Regions from separate parts of the Homo sapiens genome. Here region 2 is linked to region 1. A link is a contact called in ENCODE Hi-C data. All regions are on one chromosome and are shown on one strand. Each heading gives the region's core, a stretch centred on a gene start or an enhancer-like site at or near the end of the contact. The rest is flanking DNA. Distances are from core to core; before and after follow the strand shown. Region 1 holds the start of ASB4 (ankyrin repeat and SOCS box containing 4). Region 2 has its middle 47 kb from the start of PDK4.

What was found. Hi-C counts contacts between places; a loop is a spot of excess contacts on that map.
Region 2: a map of heart right ventricle shows a loop between it and region 1 (4-fold over the local background). The contact joins the enhancer-like site here to the promoter of ASB4 in region 1. A Hi-C loop is called at or near these places in 3 of 168 maps with a recorded cell type or tissue (PC-9, heart right ventricle and posterior cingulate gyrus).

The regions. Positions count from the first base shown.
Region 1 is chr7:95,484,621-95,487,497 of GRCh38, reverse strand. ASB4 (ankyrin repeat and SOCS box containing 4) reads right to left here and starts at 1,555. Exons shown (of 5, transcript NM_016116.3): 1 at 1,340-1,555. The coding sequence starts at 1,526.
Region 2 is chr7:95,548,544-95,551,370 of GRCh38, reverse strand. It overlaps a transcript of ASB4 not described here. Among named protein-coding and RNA genes, the nearest start is that of PDK4, 47 kb to the left of the region's middle. Within about 2 kb of position 1,455, at least 18 of the 41 ENCODE cell types and tissues checked have a DNase peak (open chromatin) inside an H3K27ac peak, as active enhancers do; they include PC-9 and heart right ventricle, where a contact is called at or near this core.

The sequences.
Region 1 (2,877 bases), core at 306-2,805:
CTCAGGGTCAAATAACTTACCCACTGACTTGAACCTGAGTTATTTCACCCTAGGCACAAATATAAGCTTTTTAAAAACATCTTAAAAATTAGTTTAGCATTCAGACATTCTATCACTGAACAAAATTATAAGATGAAAGCAATCTGATTATATAGTATACAAATTTTCTAACAGACCCCATAAACTTTTTAAAAAATAGATCCCTTCTTTGTCTTCCCATCAAAATATTAATGCCATTAATGCCAAAATATTATAAAGCCCTTGAGTAAAAATCATAAACATAGTAACTAGCCTGAGCTCTTCTATATGTCCCTCAGAACTGACAATCGGAGGACAGTAAATTAATGAAGAAATATATACTGTACCATTAGCATTTGTATCTGGAAATGTATTATACTGATGATTTATAGATGGCCAGAAATCATTTTTAAACATTAAAATAATGACTGTCTCTAAATGCTATACACAAGACCTTAGCATCTATATTGTATTAAACATTAGTGATGTTGAGCAGCATGTTTGCAGTATGCTCGCCAGATGATCTAACTACTCACGTTCCCCCAATTAACCAGTTGATTTGGGAAATCAGAATCAGTGGAACTCTAATTCATTTCTGATTTATTAAGCATGGGTTCCAGAAAATTCCTTGGTAAAAAAAAATTGGTCTAATTTTTGTTTTCCTTAGGTCGTTATAAGACAGATATTCTGTATTAAACACATCTACAATTTTGAACAATTATTGTAGTCCAGGAAAAAAGTTAACTTTTTGGTTTTGCTGAATTCAGCTTTTGTGCCTGAACTGAAAACTCATTAAAATGAAGAAGACCATGAAGGTGCCTGTGGCACCGCTTTATCCATTTATTAACCCTCCAAATGTTGGGGAGATTCCTCTTTTTCATCCACATGGACATAGAGAGGATATATCTTTAAGTAGCTGTTAATGGAGAATTAGCAGCGTGTTCTTAAACCAGGTACATTGTCTAAGATAGGGTTTCAACAATCTGCTTAGCCATAATCTAAAAATGTTTTCTTCCTTCTATATCATCATAGTCAGAAGAAAAGTTAAAAACAGAGAGAGTGCATTGCTAAAAATGATTGTCTGGGATTTCAAGTCCTAGGCCCAAGGGTGGGAAAAGAAAAGGAGAGACACGACTTATACATATATATCAGCCCACAATGTGTTTTAGTTTAAAAAGAAAGAAAATATCAATTTAGAAATATTTTTTAAATGAATACTTAAAGAAACAATAAAAACTACTGTTTAGAGTGGATAACTGACACTGTGCATTTTTTTAAATCATTTTCTAACAGTTCTACAATAACACCTATATGTTTTTACCTTGTTTATAAGATGCCAAAACCATATTCTCATCTTCGACTTCAAAAACAGTGTCCACATCTATTTGCCTTTGGATCAAAATAGCCTTCAATTTTCCGAAGTCATTGGACTTTAGCGCCTCAAGGAAATTTCTCTTAACTAACTTGGCAGCTCCAGATTTAGTGACAGGGGCAGTGGTGCCGTCCATCCTTCCTCTCCCTCTGGAAGCTTTGTTGTGATTTATCGAGAGAACAGCACCGAGCAAACAGGCGCATGCTGGAGAGTCCACAAACTGTCGGCTAATTTTATCCCAAAGTTATGCTGATCCGTTCTATTTATATAGGGATCATTTCAAACTTCAAAATATCCTTCTTGGCTGTCACTACATTTTCAGGTCCTTTAAACTGGTTATATATTAACTGATCCATTCAGTAATATATAGTGTCAATATGAACGAAAGCCCCCGTGATACATTTCCAGGCATGAAATGTCACAATTATTTCTTATATGATCAAAGTAATAATATAAGATTTAAAAGCTCTTAATGCTCTTTTTTTCCCCTCAATAAAAACATCTGGTGCCTGGCTGGAGATCCAGCGTCTTGCTCTGACAAGCCAATATCCAAAAATGAAAATCTGTTACAGTTGTGGATACATTTGCTTCTAAAAACCTGTAATAATTTTGCAATATGAGCTTGTAAAATCAACCATTGTCATACATATCTGAAGACAAACAGGAGGTTTTCAAGTGACCTAGACTTGAAAAATTTTAATATGAAAAGCTGGGAAGGGAGGAGGTGGGGAGACGGTCCGGGGCAGGGACTCTTTTAGGTAAAAAAGAAACTGAAGAGATAAAACATTTAAATGCAACATGTGAATGAACTTTATTGAATCCTGTTTTTTAATCAGCTAGAAAAGACAGTATTGTGGAACTATAAATGTGGACTAGATATTACTTGACAATATAGAAGTGTAATGATAAATGTGGTTATGTAAAAAAAATTCTTACTCTTAAGTGATACATTAAGGGATAAATTGTCATGATGTCTAAAACTTCTTTAAAAATAGCTCAGAAATGCAGACAGATAAATAGATGTGTGTGTATGTGTATATACATATATATACATATATACACATATATATACATATATACATATATACACATATATACACACACATATATACATATATACACATATATACATATATACACACATATATATATGTGTGTGTAAATAGAAACAGAGAGATAGCAAGTGTGGCAAAAACTTAAAGACTTGGTGAATCTAGTAAGGGATATATTGGTATCCATTACATTATTCTTTCAGCTTTTCTGTAAGTTTGAAATTTTTCAAATAAAAAGTTGGAGAGAAAAGTATACACTTAATTTTTCTTACATAAAATCATTAAAAATTAGGAAAATTATAATAGCAAGTTCTAAAGAGAATGCAAATAAATTGCATTTTTATATGTCGTTTGTGGAAGTCAAAACTGGTGCAAACTTTCTGCAGAATAATTAAAAACATGAATTTTTAAAAACTTACAATGATACTATTTGAT
Region 2 (2,827 bases), core at 206-2,705, 64 kb before region 1:
TATTCAAACAGCTTTAAAACAAAAAGCTGTACCCTATATAAATACAAGGGATATGTGAATAACTCATTTAAAGTGCTTTATTTAAAAACTGGTCAGGCGCAGTGGCTCATGCTTGTAATCCCAGCATTTAGGGAGGCCAAGCCGAGTGGATGTCCCGAGGTGAGGAGTTTGAGACCAGCCTGGCCAATAAGGCAAAACCGTGTGTCTACTAAAAATTCAAAAATGAGCCTGGCATGGTGGCATGCGCTTGTAGTCCCAGCTATTCGGGAGGCTGAGGCAGGAGAATTGCTTGAACCTGGTAGTTGGAGGTTGCAGTGAGCCAAGATCACACCATTGCACTCCAGCCTGCGTGACAAAAGCGAGACTTTTATTTAAAAACGCATGGTTGATTCTTCCCAGTATTATTATAGAGGAAAAAACATGGTAAATATTTAATTTTAGAGCTGGGGCCAAGTTGAAGACACCAAGGATTTAAGAAAACTTTGGGGAAGGGGTTGGAAAGACATCCTGTACATGGAAGAGAAGAGTCAAGTTTTTTCTCAACATTGCCTGCACTGGCTGAATTTCAAGTAACCTTTGCCGTCCTTGCTGAAGCTAAAGCAGAGGACTAATGAGGAACAGCAACAACTCAGACTCTTCCTGGGCAAATGGACAAAGTTGTTGACTATTTTCCTTGGGTTCTACCTCAAAGATCCACGGCCTGAGTCTCTGAGATGCAAAACAAATGCAAGCAGAGGGAACATATTTGCATTTGGGTTTGGACAACAAGATTACAGGTGCCCAAAGAGGTATAGCGAGCTCCAGCAATAATTTTTCGACTGATCAAGAGATTAAGAAGTGCAGGGAAACAGTTTCAGGTTTGCTTTTGAAGGCTAGAGGAGCACAGAGGGGCGGTAATAACTCAGCACCACACAGTGTCCCCTTCCGAGACAGGAGAGAAGCCTTGCTTGTCTATTCTTGGCACTGATCAGACTCTCTTATAAGTTTCTGGCAACCTCCCAGAGAGAACGGCGTGTTCCCTGCTGAGTGTATAAAGGGCTTGGAAAACATGTTTGTGTGTGCAACCCTGTGGGCAGGGCCTGGCTTAGTCTCTCTGTGTCACATAGTTCCTCTCTGGAGTGTCAGGAGGCAGCCTTGGACTTTTAGACCTGCTGTGCAAGTCTTCAGAAGCTAAGATAGTCCCCAGGTCCAGTCTGTGTACGTTGCTGTGTTTCCATCATCATGGAAGAGATAAATTTTTAGGGAACCTGGATGTTCCTGTAAACCATGGTTCATAAAGTATTCTGTTGCAAGGAGTAAATACAGGTTGGATTTCAGCTAACCTCCTATTATGGTCACAAAGCCTTCCTTTGGAAACTTGCACCTGTTTTGCCCAGTGAGATTTGGCCAGGCATGATTACTCACCCTGTGGGAACTAAGATAACACAGATTAACACCAGTGCTCCTTGCTGCCATCTTGGAGCTAGTGACTCACTCCCTGCTCGTCAAACTCCCTTTTCAGAAGAGTGAAATTTGAGCAGAAGGAAGGATTAGTCAGCTTGGCCTGACAAGCCCCTAAGGAAGCTCCTAGGGTTTCCAGTAAACAGAAAAGGGGTCTTTAGAGAAATTGTGAGCTCCTAGACCCTCTGGGCAGGCAACCTAGGTCCACCTGTCAGAGTCTAATAACAAACAGCAACCAAAATATTTTAGAGTATCTTAAAAACAGACTGTAAGATTTCATCATTACAGACCTGTTCTTGTGAACAACGTAAATCCATTTTAAAAATGGAGTCTCGGCCGGGCGCGGTGGCTCACGCCTATAATCCCAGCACTTTGGGAGCCCAAGGCGGGCGGATCACGAAGTCAGGAGATCGAGACCATCCTGGCGAACACGGTGAAACCCTGTCTCTACTAAAAATACAAAAAAATTAGCCGGGCGTGATGGCGGGCACCTGTAGTCCCAGCTACTAGGGAGGCTGAGGCAGGAGAATGGGGTGAACCCGGGAGGCGGAGCTTGCAGTGAGTGGAGATCGCACCACTGCACTGCAGCCTGGGCGACAGGGCGAGACTCCATCTCAAAAAAAAAAAAATGGAGTCTCCTATGGAACTTTCTGGAATGGAATCTAGTGAAATTCCTCCATCTTCCAATATTTCAGGCACTTTAACCACTTTCTTAATATGGTCTAGCACTGTAGTTATCAAGTGCACTCTCTTTCTATATCCCCATCCTCCCGTAACTCTCTCCTAAGTGTCAGGGATTTACTGGACATCCCCATCCTGCTATCCCATAAGCCCCTCAAAATCAACATGTCCAAAATTAATTTTGTCATAAGAAACAGGATAGCATAATGGTTTTAAAACAAAGCAAAACACACAGGCATTGGTATGCAAGTGATTGAGTTTGAATCCTGCCTCTACCTTTAATTACCTGTGAGATCCTAGGCAATTGCATAATCTGTCTATACTACAGTTTAATCGTCCATAAAATAAAAATAATAGTATTTTCCTCATAGGGTTATAGTAAGAATTAAATAAATTAAAGCATGTAAAGGAATTAGCATCATTATATTTTCCATGTCAGGTTTGCTATAAATAAGAGTTAAAAAATGAATGAAGCAACACAGTTAATGCTTAATCTAATACTTAGTCAAGCTACTGGTAACAAAAAACTCAAAACATGAAATACAGATTTGAGAAGTCCAGATTTCAGCAGCAATTTTGATAATTAGTAACTAGACCTTGATTAACATAACTTTTCTAGTCCTCATTTCCTCATAGTCAAAATAGGGATGGCACTAATAGCTACCAACTGTGGGGTGTTGACTATGTGTTAGGTACCATTGCTGAG